2 separate regions of the Homo sapiens genome follow, and region 1 is linked to region 2. Evidence: read pairs that join two places in POLR2A ChIA-PET (ENCODE). Cell type or tissue: Caco-2. All regions are shown on one strand. Region 1 has its middle 68 kb from the start of ATF7IP2. Region 2 overlaps GRIN2A (glutamate ionotropic receptor NMDA type subunit 2A).

Region 1 (8,000 bases), 240 kb after region 2:
GGGAGGATCACTTGAGCCCAGGAGGTTGAGGCTGCAGTAAGCTGATTATGCCACTGCACTCCAGCCTGGGCAACAGAGCAAGATCCTGTCTCAAAATAAAATAAAATAAAATAAAATATTTGCATTCAAAAGGAGCTTCAGAATAGACCATATGAATAAAATATAGCAAGAGCTGCAGATAAATAGATTTCTCTAGAGAATATGAAAATAATACCCGGTACCTATTCAATGATACGAGGAACATGCAGAGGGGAGGGGAATTATTCCAATCAGTCTCCTGCTGCAGAAACCATAAACATAAAAATAGAAGTAGGCTATGAATCTCCCCTCAAGAATGGGAAGGTGATCAATAGCTTCCATCTAGCATCCATGCCCCACTGAGATGACATTCTTTCCAGAGGGGGAAAAATGAGCTGCCAATGAGAAATTGTTGAGATGACTAAGAAAGACACCATCTCAGGAACTTCCAAATTGAGTTTGACTGTTAGTCAATGTGTTGAGTAGTTGTTATATATCATTCCTTCTCCAGAAGATGGAGCTTTAGTCTAAAATAATGATGTAAGACAAGCCGGCAAGCTGGGCCCAGAATAATAGAATTCAAAGAAAATGCATAAATCGTGGTTACTATCAAGAGGGTTTGAAAAGCATTTTAAATCTCCTTGGAGACGGGTTCATTTGACCCGATTCTCTTACTCATTATGAGAATCCATTGCTTCAACTGTTTTCATCCAGGCAAAAAAGAAAATTTCAGTGGGAGTCATAAAAATGATTATGTATCATCTTATTTTTATTTGGTATTTCTCTTCCCAAAAGTCTAAAGGCTCACTATTATCTTGTAGTGCAGTTCATATGTTGATGGAAGTGACATTATTTATTTGTTTATTTATTTATTTTGAGATGGAGTTTCGCTCTTGTTGCCCAGGCTGGAGTGCAATGGTGTGATCTCAGCTCACCGCAACCTCCGCCTCCCAGGTTCAAGTGATTCTCCTGCCTCAGCCTCCTGAGTAGCTGGGATTACAGGCATGCACCACCATGCCTGGCTAATTTTGTATTTTTAGTATAGACGGGGTTTCACCATGTTGGTCAGGCTGGTCTTGAACTCCCAACCTCAGATGACCCACCCACCTCGGCCTCCCAAAGTGCTGAGATTACAGGCGTGAGCCACCGCACCCGGCCAAGGTGACATTTAAGTTCACTGTGGCAGTGAATTTATTATGCAGATAGGAGTTGCATGAATTTTCTCCAAAATATTCAGATATAAAATTCATTTTTGTCTAAAACAAATCAATCTGACTTAGCCCCCATGTCAGCCATAATTTTTCTCACATCTCGCCTCCATATGTAAAACTCTAGAGAGGAACTGATTAGCGTGAAAGGAAAATAAATCTTGGGACCCCAAAATCACTAAGCCAAAGGGAAAGTCAAGCTGAGAACTGCATAGGGCAAACCTGCCTCCCACTGTTTTCCTCAAAAAGATAAAAGCTACATACCGGCCAAGCATGGTGGCTGGCACCTGTAATCCCAGCACTTTTTGAGGCCCAGAACGTTGGGAGGCCGAGGCGGGTGGATCACGAAGTCAGGAGATCAAGACCATCCTGGCTAACACGTTGAAACCCCATCTCTACTAGAAATACAAAAAATTAGCTGGGCATGGTGGCACGAGTCTGTAGTCCCAGCTACTCGGGAGGCTGACGCAGGAGAATCGCTTGAACCCGGGAGGCAGAGGTTGCAGTGAGCTGAGATCTCACCACTGCATTCCAGCCTGGGTGACAGAGCGAGACTCCTAAAAAAAAAAAAAAAAAAAAAAAAAAAAAAAGGCTACATACCTCCCTCAAAAGGAATTTCCTTGTGGACAAAAGACAGAATTCAAAGTCATCCCCCTGCTCACTGAGATAAATGTATGTCCGATTGCCACCTTTGGAGAGGCTAAACAGAAACTCAAAAGAATGCAACCATTTGTCTCTTATCTACCTATGTATGACCTGGAAGCCCCCTCCCTGCTTCAAGTTGTTCCACCTTTCTGGATGGAACCAATATATATCTTACATTCATTGATTGATGTCTCACGTCTCCCTAAAATTTATTAAACCAAGCTTTGCCCTGACCACCTTGGCACATGTCATCAGGACCTCCTGAGGCTGGGTTACAGGCGCACATCCTTAACTTTGGCAAAATAAACTTTCTGAGTTGACTGAGACCTGCCTCAGATATGTGGGGTTCACACTGGCATACCTCAATTCACATGCTCATCTTTGAGCTTATCATAGTCACCTAGATGGTGGTCCCATGGGAAGCCAAGCTGGACCATGTGCCCATACCTATGTGTAGCCCGCAATGTGGGGCAATATAATTAGCCACTACCTACCTGCCCTAAGGTCAAATACTCTCAACAGAATTGAATTCTGCTGAGCATGGTGGCTCACACCTGTACTCCCAGCACTTTTTGAAGCCAAGGAAGGAGGATTACTTGAGGCCAGGAGTTCAAGAACAGCCTGGCCAATACAGGGAGACCCTCGTCTCTACAGAAAATTTTTAAGCCGGACGTGGTGCCTCACACCTGTAATCCCAGCACTTCGGGAGGCCCAGGCGGGTGGATCACAAGGTCAGGAATTCAAGACCCGCCTGGCCAACACAGTGAAACCCCATCTCTACTAAAAATACAAAAAAATTAGCTGGGCGTGGTGGCGGGTGCCTGTAATCCCAGCTACTTGGGAGGCTGAGGCAGGAGAATTGCTTGAACCTGGGAGGTGGAGGTTGCAGTGAGCCAAGATTGTGCCACTGCACTCCAGCCCAGGTGACAATGCGAGATTCCATCTCAAAAAAATAAATAAATAAATAAATAAATAAATAAATAAATAAACAAACATTTTTAAAAACTAGCTAGGCATGGTGGCACACACTTGTAGTCCCAGCTACTTGGGAGGCTGAGGTGGGAGGATCCCTTGAGCCTTGGAGGTCGAGGCTGCAGTAAGATGTGATCACACCACTGCACTCTAGCCTTAGCAATGGAGGAGGACCCTATCTCAAAAAAAAAAAAGATTGAATTCTGTTAGCTGAGAAGAGAGGGAAATGGATGTTTTTAGATAATAAACAGTGTCCGCTGTATGTATCAGTTAGCTATTGCTGCATAACCAATGACTCCAAAACTTGACCATAGTGAGCTATGATTGGGCTGAAGTGATCCTCCTGCCTCAACTTCCCAAGTAGCTGGGATGACACATGGGTGCCACCACACCCTGCTAATTTTTTAATTTTTCTAGAGCTTAGTTGCGCAAGCTGGTCTTGAACTGGTGGCCTCAAGTGATCCTTCTGCCTTGGCCTCCCAAAGTGTCAGATTACAGCTATGAGCCACCACATTTAGCCTTGAAGCAAATCTTGATGAGCAACCTATTTTAGCTATTTCACAGTCTCACCTGCTAAGGCAAGGATTTCCTGGAATGGGCAGCTAAGAGTTTTATGCTTGCTCCCTATATTATTTAATATAAGGATATTGAAAAGTATTCCTGATCTCAGTATGGCTTAATTCAGGAATAAAAAATTATGTCTGTTGGGCCAGGCATGGTGGCTCACACCTGTAATCCCAGCACTTTGGGAGGCCAAGGTGGGCAGATTGCTTGAGCTCACAAGTTTGAGACCAGCCTGAGCAACACGGTAAAACCCCGTCTCTACAAAAAATACAAAAATTGGCCAGGCATGGTGGTGCATGGCTGTAGTTCCAGCTACTCAGGAGGTTGAGGTGGGAGGATCGCTTGAGCCTGGGAGGCAGAGGTTACAGTGAACTGAGATTGTGCCACTGCACCCAGTCTGGGCGATAAAGCCAGGCTTTGTCTCAAAAAAAAAATTACATCTGTTTCTGTTCTCATATATAGTCAATGTGTTTTATTTAGTCACTGCTTTTCTCTAACTCTGGCTATCTCTGGGTGAGATACTCCATGACCTTACTTATAAGCACAAGATGATTTTGAACTGCAAACAAATGGGTTTTAATCGAGGCAAAACAGTTAACATTGAAAAAGCTAGCTAAATTCTAAGTTGAGAATTAGTTGAAAGGCCTGATTTCACTATTTCTGCAACCAGGACACAGACTCCCACACAACCTCTTTTTAAAAATTGCTTTATCTCCAGAAAAGCCAGTTTTCTCAACCAAAGTTCAGTACATTTTTACAGTAACACTGTAAAAAACACTGACACCAACAGATTCCAAAGAAAATGAAGCAAGATATAAAACTTAGATTACTACTCATTGAACATATGGCTAGACACTTTATTTAAAGGAAAGGACAAGGAATTCAGAAGGGCTATAATTAGAAAGAGTCTTCACGCACTGCTCACAAGAATAAGAAGCTTTCCCAGGGCCTTGCACAGATAAGACAATGGCCCCTGACATTTTAAGAAAATGGCCACATTGTACCAGGTCAATCAATGTGAAAAGGTCCACTCCATGAACAGAAAATTGTGTAATGTGACCTGTTTCTTTGTTGTCTATTGACACAGGTAAGATAATGGGCTGTGTTTTCTTTGTGGCTATGACGATCGTTTCCCTCTGTAGGACAGACAACCGGGCAGTGATCTGCTGGGTTCAGCCAATGTGATGAGCAGAAGTGGGAAGAAATCAGTCTCCTGTGCGGATAGAATCAGGAAACCCGTCTAATCCCACTCTTCTCCATTCCATTCTCCATACCGAAACCAGTGTCATCTTCAATGAGATAAAGCATATCTATATCACACCCCTGTTTACAAAAAACCATCACTACTGTCTCCGCTGCATTTGTCTTAATCGCATAATCCGGCTCCTAGTTCTTGGGCCAGTTTTACCATGTGCCAGTTCCCCCGAACCAGTTTCTCCCATTGGAAGGTTTTGTCTCTCTGCACAGCTCTGACCTCTGCCTGTGTTGCTCTTTCCCCAGAGCCTTGCCTGGCTGACTTCTACTCCTCCCTCATGTGGCAGGAAATCTCACCTTTGCAGAAAGACCTTCCATGCCAACCTACACAGCAAAGGTCTTCTCCCAGGCCATGCCCCTTTCAACTCTCAGCTCCTCACTTGTTTTCATCATAACAATTACCCCAAATGATAATGATGGTTTTTTTTTTTTTTTTTTTGAAACAGAGTCTTGTTCTGTTGCCCAGGCTGGAATGCTGTGGCGTTATCTTGGCTCACTGCAACCTCCCACTTCCTGGGTTCAAGCAATTCTCGTGACTCAGCCACCTGAGTAGCTGGGATTACAGGTGTGTACCACCATGCTCAGATAATTTTTGTATTTTTAGTAGAGTTGGGGTTTCATCATGTTGGCTAGGCAATTACAGGCGTGAGCCACTGCGCCCAGTTACAATGGATCTTATGTATCTGACCACTTACCCGTTTTGTCCTTCCTTCCTAGTAGAATTGGACTCCCATGCAAGTGGAGACCCAGTCAGTCTTGTTCACTGCAATCTCCCCAGGGCCTGCCACATCTAAAAGACATATTTTCTGATAAATGAATCATAACAGTTGTTTCTTTTTTTTTTTTTTTTTTTTTTTTTTGAGACAGAGTCTTGCTCTGTCACCCAGACTGGAGTGCAGTGGTGCCATCTCGGCCCACTGCAACCTCTGCCTCCCGGATTCAAGTGATTCTCCTGCTTCAGCCTCCCAAGTAGCTGGGAGTACAGGCGTGTGCCACCACGCCCAGCTAATTTTTTGTATTTTTAGTAGAGACGAGGTTTCACCGTGTTACCCAGGATGGTCTCCATCTCCTGACCTTGTGATCCGCCTGCCTCAGCCTCCCAAAGTGCTGGGATTACAGGCGTGAGCCACCGCGCCCGGCCAAGGTCAGGAGTTCTAAACCAGCCTGGCCAACATGGTGAAACTCCCTGTCTAATTAAAAAAAAAAAAAAAAAGCCGGGCATGGTGGCATATGCCTGTCATTCCAGCTACTCAGGAGGCTGAGGCAGGAGAATCACTTGAACCCAGGAGGCCGAGGTTGCAGTGAGCCAAGATCACACCACTATACTCCAGCCTGGGCAACAAAGCAAGATACCATCTCAAAAAAACAAGAAAAGAAAAATCACTTTATATATATATATTTATATATATTTATATATATTTATATATATATTTATATATATTTATATATATTTATATATATTTATATATATTTATATATATATTTATATATATTTATATATATATAATTTTTATATATTTATATATATAATTTTTATATATATTTATATATATTATTTATATATATAATTTATATATATTTATATCTATAATTTATATATATATTTATATCTATAATTTATATATATATTTATATATATAATTTTTATATATATTTATATATATTTATATATTTTATATATATATTTGTGTATATTTTTATATATTTTTTATATATATTTATGTATATATTTATATATATATTTATATATATTTATATTTATATATATATATTTATATATATTTATATATATATTTATATATATATTTATTTATATATATTTATATATATTTATATATATTTATATATATTTATATATATATTTATATATATTTATATATATTTATATATATTTATATATATTTATATATATATTTATATATATTTATATATATTTATATATATTTATATATATTTATATATATTTATATATATATTTATATATATTTATATATTTATATATATTTATATATATTTATATATTTATATATTTATATATATTTATATATATTTATATATTTATATATATTTATATATATGTATATATATGTATATATATTTATATATATGTATATATATTTATATATATGTATATATATTTATATATATATTTATATATATATTTATATATATTTACATATATTTATTTACATATATTTATATATATTTACATATATTTACATATATTTTTATATATTTACATATATTTATATATATTTACATATATTTACATATATATTTACATATATTTTTATATATTTTATATATATTTATATATATATTTTTATATATTTTTATATATATATTTTTATATTTTTATATATATATATATATATATATGTATGTATGTATATTTGAGACAGGGTCTCGCTCTATTGCCCAGGCTGGAGTGCAGAGTGGCATGAGCTTGACTAAGTGCAGCCTCACCCTCCTGGGCTCAAGTGATCCTCTCACCTTAGCCTCCTGAGTAGCTGGGACTGTAGGCAACGCACCATCATGCCTGGCTAATTTTGTTCATTTTTTGTAGAGACAGGGTCTCACTATGTTGCCTAGGCTGGTCTCAAATTCCTGGCCCCAAGTGATCCTCCCACCTTGGCCTCCCAAAGTTCTGGGATTGCAAGACTGAGCCACTACGCTCAGCCTTAGCTTTGTTATTAATTTGGAAGGCTTTTACATCTGTTTCCCAACTGATGGGAGTAAAGACATGCCCTTGCTATGTAGGTCTAAGAAGCAGCTGCAGACATGGCTTACATACCCCCAGCCCCCATTCCTTCCTCTCTCAGTTGCTCTTCCTTGAACCATACCTGCCCCCCCCCTCCAACGTCCTCTTCTCTCTGCCCAAGGGCTGGCGTCTTGGTTGTTTTCTCTTTTAAGCCAGGCTCTAAGTGTTTACTTCTCTTGTTCTATAATGATTTCTCCCTTTCCCAGAGACATGTGACATTTTTCAGCTCCTTATTCTTTTTTCCAAGGGCCTTTATCTGCTCCACTCCCATCTCACCAAGGCCAACCACATTTGTTATCCTCAGAGGCATGCTTTTTATCCATTTTACCCTGTGCACAGCAGCTGGCCCCTACATAAATGAGCTACATTCTCAGCAGCTTTAAGGAAAGAAACTTGAAAGAAGGGGGAACCAAGAAGATATAAAGTTGGGCACCCCTTCTAATAAGGCTTCGAAAGCAGGGGTCACATGGAAAGGCAAGGACTTTCTTTTTTTTTTCTGAGATGGAGTCTCACTCTGTCACCAGAACGCAATGGCCTGATCTCAGCTGACTGCAACCTCCGCCTCCCAGGTTCAAGCA
Region 2 (8,000 bases):
TAGAGAATAGAGAGTAGTCAAAGCCTATGGCTGGTTTTCATTATGGTGGAGAAGCAGAAGGAAAAATGTGCTCAGAGGCAGAGGCAAGATGAGGAAACTCAGTGACAAGACCCCCTTTTTTTTTTTTTTTTTTTTTGAGACAGAGTCTCTTTTCGTTGCCCAGGCCCAGGCTGGAGTACAGTGGCCCAAGCTCGGCTTACTGCAACCTCCTCCTCCCTAGTTCAAGAGATTCCCCTCCCTCAGCCTCCCAAGTAGCTGGGATTACAGGCACCCACCGCCACGTCTGGCTAGTTTTTGTATTGTTAGTAGAGATGGGGTTTCACCATGTTGGCCAAGCTGGTCTCAAACTCCTGACCTCAAATGATTCACTTGCCTTGGCCTACCAAAATGCTGGGATTACAGGTGTGAGCCACCGTGCCCAGTCAAGATCCCGTAATTCTTGAGCATTCCTGAAACCTAGGGAAAGATGGAAAGTGCTTGCAGGCAAGGCCCATGGAAGACAGAAAAATCATTTATAGACTGCAGTCTCTAAAGACACAGGAGTGTTTTACCACATGCTGATATCACGCAGGGTTGGTCTGGGGAAGGGATTCTGAAGCCAGGGGAGGTAGTTTTGGCCACTGAAGTCCTGGCTCAATGGAATCACTTCTTCCCTCTCAGCCTGACAAAGCAAAGTGGGCTAGTCCCATCTTCCTTACCTCCAAAACCAGTACAGCATTAAGAAATTCCTAATCTACCGTGATGTGTGAGGGTCAAAAAAGTGGGCCTAGAGGTGAAAAATGGATCATAGACAAAATATTAGACATCCTTCACCCTTTGTCAAAATTAAAAACTTTTATTCATCAAAGGGCACTATTAAGAAGTGAAAATACGACCAGCCTGGCCAACATGGTGAAACCGCATCTCTACTAAAAATCCAGAAAAAAAAAAAAAATTAGCCGGGCAACAGTAGCACGTGCCTGTAATCCCAGCTACTCAGGAGGCTGAGGCAGGAGAATCACTTGAGCCTGGGAGGCGGAGGTTGCAGTGAGTGAGCTGAGATCGTGCCACTGCACTCCAATCTGTGTGACAGAGTGAGACCCCCGTCACAAAAAAAAAAAAAACGAAGTGAAAACACGACACACAGAAAATATTTGCAAATTATATATCTCATAAAAGTCTAGTATCCAGGGTACATAGAGAACACTCACAACTCAACAATAGAAAGGCGACTCCGTTTTTAAAAAAGGCAAAGGGTCTCAATAGACATTTCTTACAAGATGGCATACAAACAGCCACTAAGCACATAAAAATATGCTCAATACAAACAGTGATTAGAGAAATGCAAATCAAAATCACAATCAGATAGCACTTCACACTCACCAGGATGGCTAAATTCAGAAGAATGGAAATAACAAATGTTGACCAGGATGTGGAGAAATAAGAAACCCCGTACACTGATTGTGAGAATGTAAAATGGTACAGCTGCTATGGAAAACAGTACGACAGTTCTTCAAAAAGCTACACATAGAACTCCTATATGATCCAGCAATTCCATTTCTAGGTATGTATATACCCAAGAGAACTGAAAACAGATGTTCAAACAATAACTTGTATGTAAGTGTTCATAGCAGCATTACTGATAGCAGCCAAAAACTGGAAACAATCTAAACATCCTACAATCAATGAAGGGATAAACAAGATATGATATGGCCATTCAATGGAATGTTATACACCCATAAAAAGGAATGAAGTACTGATACCTTCTACAACATGGATGGGCATTGAAGACATTATGCTAAGTGAAGGAAACCAGACGCAAAAGGCCATGTATTATACAATTCCATTTACATGAAATTTCCAGAATAGGCAAATCCATAGAGACAAAAAGTAGATCCATGGTTTCTAGGGCTGGGGACAAAGGGAGACAGAGTGACGGCTAAAAATATGAGGTTTCTTTTTGTGGTTTTGGAACTGTTCTAGAATTAGGGAGTGGTGATGGTTGCACAATATAGTCAATATACTAAAAAGCATTGGACTGTGAACTTTAACATGATAAATTTTATGTGAATTATATCTCAAAAACATTTAAACGTAAGACTAGGTATCACTTATTGACCAATTTCTCCTTGCTGGCCTAAGTGCTATTATACATAGATAAAATTTCTGGCTCAATCCTTCAAAGAATCCTCCAATGAAGGAGTTTCCATTATTATCAAAGGACAGCCCAGTGTAGGCATTGAGAATGTGGTTCTGACGCCAGGCCACATGGGTTAAAATCTCAGCCCTGAACTTGCTGGGACTTTGCATGGGTCCTCTCCTATGCAGTTTCCTCATCTGCATGTCGGGGAATATAATGGTATCCAGTACCTGGCGCGTAGTCAGCACCTAGTAAATTTTGGTTGATCACTTAAAGGTCCTCCTCCCTCCTTCCCTTTCATCCTGAGTTTGAGAGTTTCACAGTCATACTAAATCAGATTAGGAAACTGAGCCCTAGAGAAATGACGTGACTTGTCTAAAGTCCCGTATCACAAAAAGATAAATTTGTATGCCTCTACTTATATGGGATACCTAAAATAGGCAAATTTATAGAGACAGAAAGTAGAATAGTAGTTACCAGGGACCAAGCAGCGGGGCGGAATGGAGAGTGATTGCAAGTAAGTACAGAGACTCGATTTGGAACGATGGAAAAGTTCTGGAGATGGATACTGATGATGATTGCACAACAATGTGAATGTACTTAACGCCACTGAACTTAAAAATGGTTAGAATAGTAAATTTTAGGTTATATATATTCTACCACAATAAAAAGGAACCAGTCCATCAAAATGAGTGTCATCCAGGACAGTCACCCTACAGGGCACCTTGATGACACATATCAAAGTCTTAAAAATAAGCCCTTTGACTAACACATTCTGTACTAGGAATTTCTCATAAGAAAATAATCAGACAAGTGTTAGAAGGACATTCATCTCGTCAATATCTAAAATAATGCCTCTAGCTGCTCTAAATATCCAAAATAGAGAATTAAATATAATTAATATGCTAAAAAATTAAAAATTAAAAAATAAAATCCTACAACTAGTGTTTATAACTCTGGGCTCTGAACCCAGACAGAGGGACTCCAGAAATTCCCTTAGCCACTATGCTTCTAGACAGTGAGAAAATCCAAACCACTCCCTTTTTCAATGCAAGGAAGTTCATTCCGAGACCCATCTGCAAGAGTGAAAAATGCGCCCATTGTGCTACCTGTAAAAAGCATGGCAAAATGTGAATGTTCCTTAGGATCGGACATAGGGCTAACCAGACCATTCTCCCAGCCCAGCACCTGGGACATCAGGAAGCAAAGTGGGTTGAGGATCCCATCCCCATAGGCCTTCCTCTGAGTCACTGGTGCAAAGTCTGTCCTGCTGCTTGTGTTTGTTTACCCTCTTTCCTGCATTAGGTACAGCTAAGCTTTGCAAATTAACTCACAACAGGATCCAGTGGGCCTTGACCCAAAAACCATCCACAGGAGAATGTTGACGAGGCAACAACTGCTGCATCCATCCCACAAAACCCCTAGCCACAATGCCAAGTTTGTATCCAGAGTGGCGACGGTGGGGACCTAAAAGCTAAAACAAGAGCTCAGCAGGGTTAGGGTCTGCCATGAACTCTTACCAGGCAAGGCAGGGTGGAGACACATGTCCGTGGCCCTCCCACGCACTAGGATCTGTATGATGCTCCTCATCTAAGAGATGAGTTTGGTTTAAATTTGAACTCAAACTGTATTCTTGTCACAGACAATCCAGAGCACTCTCTGGGGTGTGGCTCTGAGACACACAAGGAGGAAAAGACCCAAGTTCTACCTCAAGCAGCTCATAGTCTGGAGGAGAAAGAGCTATGACGACTGAACAAATGCAGAAAGTAAATATGGAAGAGTCGAGAGCACTGTGAACATTCCATCTGCAGCTACCTACACTTCTGAAAAGCCAGACTCAAACATCAAAGTCTCTCCTTGCATCTCCACCAGGATATGTGTGTAGTAGGCAGAGCACTGGTCCCCAACAAGGTCCACACCCTAATTCCTGGAACCTGTGAGCATGTTACCTTACACAGCAAAGGGGACTTGGCAAATGTGATTCAGTTAAAGATCTTCAGAGGGGAATTTATCCTGGATGACCTGCGTGGGGCCAATATCATCACCAGGGTCACAAGTGCAGAACCTTTCCTGGCTTTGGGTAGAAAGAGATGTGACTTCAGAAGAAAGGCACAGAGGAATGCAATGTTGCTGGCACTGGAGATGGAGGAAGCGACCACAAGCCAAAGGGTACAGGCAGCCTCTAAAAGCTGGAAAGCCCAGTAAATGGATTCTCCCCTGCAGCCTCCAGAAAGAACACAGCACTGCACCTTGATTTTAGCCCAGTGAGATGTGGGTGACCAGTAGGATTATAAATTGATGTGCTTTAAGCCACTGTGTGTAATTTGTTATAGCAGCAAAGGGAAAAAATACTAATAGGATGTGTAACAGGCATCTCAAGTCTATCATCCATCTCAGCCACATTAGCCCCTGACTTCGTTGCTGAGGCCAAACATTTTGGTGGCATCTCCAACTCTCCTCTTTCTCTCATTCTGCACAAATCCATCAGTAAACCCAGTACATCCCACACTCTCACCACTGCCACTACAAGTTTGGTCCATGCCACCTCTCACCTGGATGACTTCTGTTTCCACCTGTGCCCTCTTACAATCCAGTATCAACAGTGAAGCCAGAATGGCCCCATTAGTCCATGTTTATTATCTGCCCCAAACCCTGCAATGGTGTTTCAGGCAAGACCTTGCACAGTCCTACAAGGCCCTTTAGAGTTTGGCCTCCGGTTACCTTTCTGCCCTCATCTCCTTCCATCCCCAAGCCAGCTTGGCCTCTTAAATGCTTCTGAAACACACTGGAAAACACCCCCACCTCAGGGCCTTTGCATATGCTATTTTCTCTCCTTGGAATGCTCTTCTGCGTAGCCCACTCCCTTTGAAGCCTCTTTAGGGTCTTTATCCAAATACCATTTTTTTTGGTGATACCTTCCGTGGCATCATATTTAAGACTGCAGCCTTATCTCTGACGTTTCTTGTCTCCAAGGTAAACTCAGGCCTGGATCAGACAGCTCTGCTTTTAGCCATCCACGTGAACCAGGATAAGGTATTTCTCTCTCTAAGCCTCTTTTTCCTCATCTGCAAAATGCGGTTGTGGTAAGGGCTGAATACCATTGTGGTGATGGTTCCACAGGTATATGCCTACATCAGCACTCATCCAGCTGTGCGGTTTATTGCATGTCAATGCCTCAATAAAGCTGTTAAATTAGAAAATGTTAGTAATAATAATGACAACAACAATAATGAAGTGCTTAGTCCACGGATTGAAACATCTTCATAACATGTGAGACACTGTTGCTCTGTGGTCCAGTGTGATGAACAAACACCACAGAGCTTTACCAGCCAAGTGCCTGGAACCGTGCTGGGGAAATGACAGCCTCGTCTGTTCCTCGTGACCACACTCTCGGTGGGTATAATGCCCACTTCACAGGTGGACAAAGTGAGACTCAGGAGCCACACATGTAGAATGTTCTAGAACACAGAAAGTCCTCTTTCCAGCATGTCCTTGTGGCAGATTAGGCAAGACAAGGGGGGAAAAGCAGAGTCCAGGGGGGAGGCAAATTGAGATGCAGGAGGGAAGGAGATAAGAGCAATAGGGAATCCTCAGAGCACCTGGCAGGCCCCCAGCCCCTGGGGGCAGGAGAAGCCAGGCCACGTAGTCATGTCCCCATGGAGAATGCAGCTGCTCCTCTGTGCTCTGCCCTCGGTTGCTACTGCCCTGCGAGGCAACCTCGAGGCTGGGAATCTCCTCCTTTCTCTGTCTGCAGCAGCTGCAGTGAAACAAAGGGCACAGCCCCCTTCAGGCCAAGAGAGGTGAGAAGCTGCTGGGGAGCTGATGTCACCACTACCCCCTCCGAAGCCCATCCATGGGGCACAGTGCACTCCACTGGCAGATCCCGGAAAGGGAGCATGCTGACTGACTGGCTGACTGACTGCCTGCCACATCACCGTCTCTGCATTGCAATTGCAAACACTGTTGTGCATTCTGAATCCCCAGTGTCTTTCTGTTTTTCACCAGCCATGATCATGACAGTGACAACAATAACAATACAGCCTTATGCTCATAGCTCCATTCATTCAAACAGCCATGCAACAACACCTGAGATTTGTTGTGCATCTGTGAGGACTGAAGGTCCGAGCTCCTTCCTCCAACCACCCATACCACACTCACTGAGGACTCACTAGGTGTCAGGCACCATCTTAGCACAAATAAGATACACAAGGCCTGTGCCTTTGGGAGCTTAATTTCTAGTAGGGACTGGAGGAGAGGGGCATATGGATAATAACAACCAAAAAAAATGGTAATGTCACAGTATGATAAAGGCTGTGAAAGAAATAAAGTGCAAGCTAGAGAATAATAGGAGAGAACTGACTGGGTAGTCAGGGAAGGCCTCTTAAGGAGTTGGCCTTTAAGGGGAGACCTGAAGAATGAGATGGAGACAATGCAGCCATGTTTCAGGCAGAGGAAAACGCTAAGCCCATGGGGTAGGCACTATGGTCTGAATGTCTGTATCCCTCCAAAATTCAGATGTTAAAACCTAATCCTCAATGTGATGGTGTTAGGAGGTAGGGCCCTTGGGAGGTGATTAGGTCATGAGGGCCAAGCCCTCATAAATGATATTCATGCCCTGATAAAAGAGGCTCCAGAGAGATCAACGGCCCCTTCCATTACCAATGAAGAACAAAACAAAATGATGACAGCCATCTATGAAAAAGGAAGCAGGCCCTCACCAGACATGAATCTTCTGGTGCCTTGACCCTGGACTTAAGCAGCCTACAGAACTATAAGAAATAGATGTTTGTTGCTTACAAGCTACCCAGTTTATGACATTTTGCTATAGCAGCCCAAACAGACTAAGAAAGCAGGAAAGAGCTTGGCACAGGCTGGGAAGAAGTGACAGAAAGAAGGTTGCTATGATAACGCAATGGTGTAATCAGTGTGATTTTTATGTGTTTGTATCAGAGAACCCTGGGTGCAATTCCTGTATGAAGAATTGCATGAGCACTTTGTATGAGAATGAGCAAGTTACCCTCTGTGCAATGCTGCTCTCAGCGAGCAAATAAGAATGATCATGGAACTGAATTGATGGCACTTTTGTGCATATTAATCAAATTGATTCATGTAAAGTACTTAATACACCACATACAGTAAGTGCTTAATAAATGCCAATTACTGTTCTTATCATCTCCCTGCCTGGTTGCCACAACAGCAGAGTATATTCAGGGCTTAGCACTGAGATCTGATTTGCCTCTGTAAGGTCCCCTGTTAAGTTTCTTGCTGTGGTTCTCACTCCCAAGGCAGTCATCAAATATTTGTTGAATGAGCAAATAAATCAATGAATGGGTTTCCTGATTACCTTATCTTTAAGCCACCAAAAGGCACCTTTTTATGATTAGGCTTCCTTTGCAAGCAATGTGACTCTGCCAGGCCCTGGGCTTTTGCAGAAAGCGAAGGTGGAAGGGAGATGGTTATTAGCCACTGTCTCTGCAAACGACAAGCCATCTGCACCCCGTTACCTAAGCATAGACCTCTGTGGGTGCCAAACTTCAGAGCCCAGAAAGTTGGAAGGGATTCCGAGCTTGGATCCCTCAGGCTAGGCTATTCTTGGAAGCCGAGCAACACGCCTGCCACAGGGAAATGAGTCATGCAGAGGCTGAAGGCTTGATGGATTTCTCCACGGCAGCAGCTATTTATCAGGGTAGATCTATACACCACAGAACACAAAGGGAGCGATGGAGTACAGATGAGCGCTACTTAAAGCAATATCACCCTCACCTTGTATTGCAGATCCTTGTATTGCAGCCAGATGACAATGCCTGGGACCCTCTTACCATCCAAACACCCACCTCAAGGAGGCCCAGCCCTGTCATATGACTGTCCCCATTATACTTGA

The links. Peaks named below come from ENCODE experiments on the same cell type or tissue, not always from the same donor. Only the 100,000 strongest peaks of a DNase experiment are listed, where the experiment ranks them.
Region 1: POLR2A ChIA-PET joins it to region 2 with 10 read pairs; 2 of 35 experiments call an interaction of 5 or more read pairs at or near these places.

The regions. Positions count from the first base shown.
Region 1 is chr16:10,314,480-10,322,479 of GRCh38, forward strand. No RefSeq gene overlaps it. Among named protein-coding and RNA genes, the nearest start is that of ATF7IP2, 68 kb to the right of the region's middle. In Caco-2, a CTCF peak has its summit at 619; DNase peaks (open chromatin) are centred at 1,862 and 4,568.
Region 2 is chr16:10,072,832-10,080,831 of GRCh38, forward strand. The region is part of intron 2 of GRIN2A (glutamate ionotropic receptor NMDA type subunit 2A); the gene reads right to left. Among named protein-coding and RNA genes, the nearest start is that of GRIN2A, 110 kb to the right of the region's middle. RefSeq lists a silencer at 5,761-6,055. In Caco-2, no CTCF peak of the experiment used is centred here; a DNase peak (open chromatin) is centred at 7,670.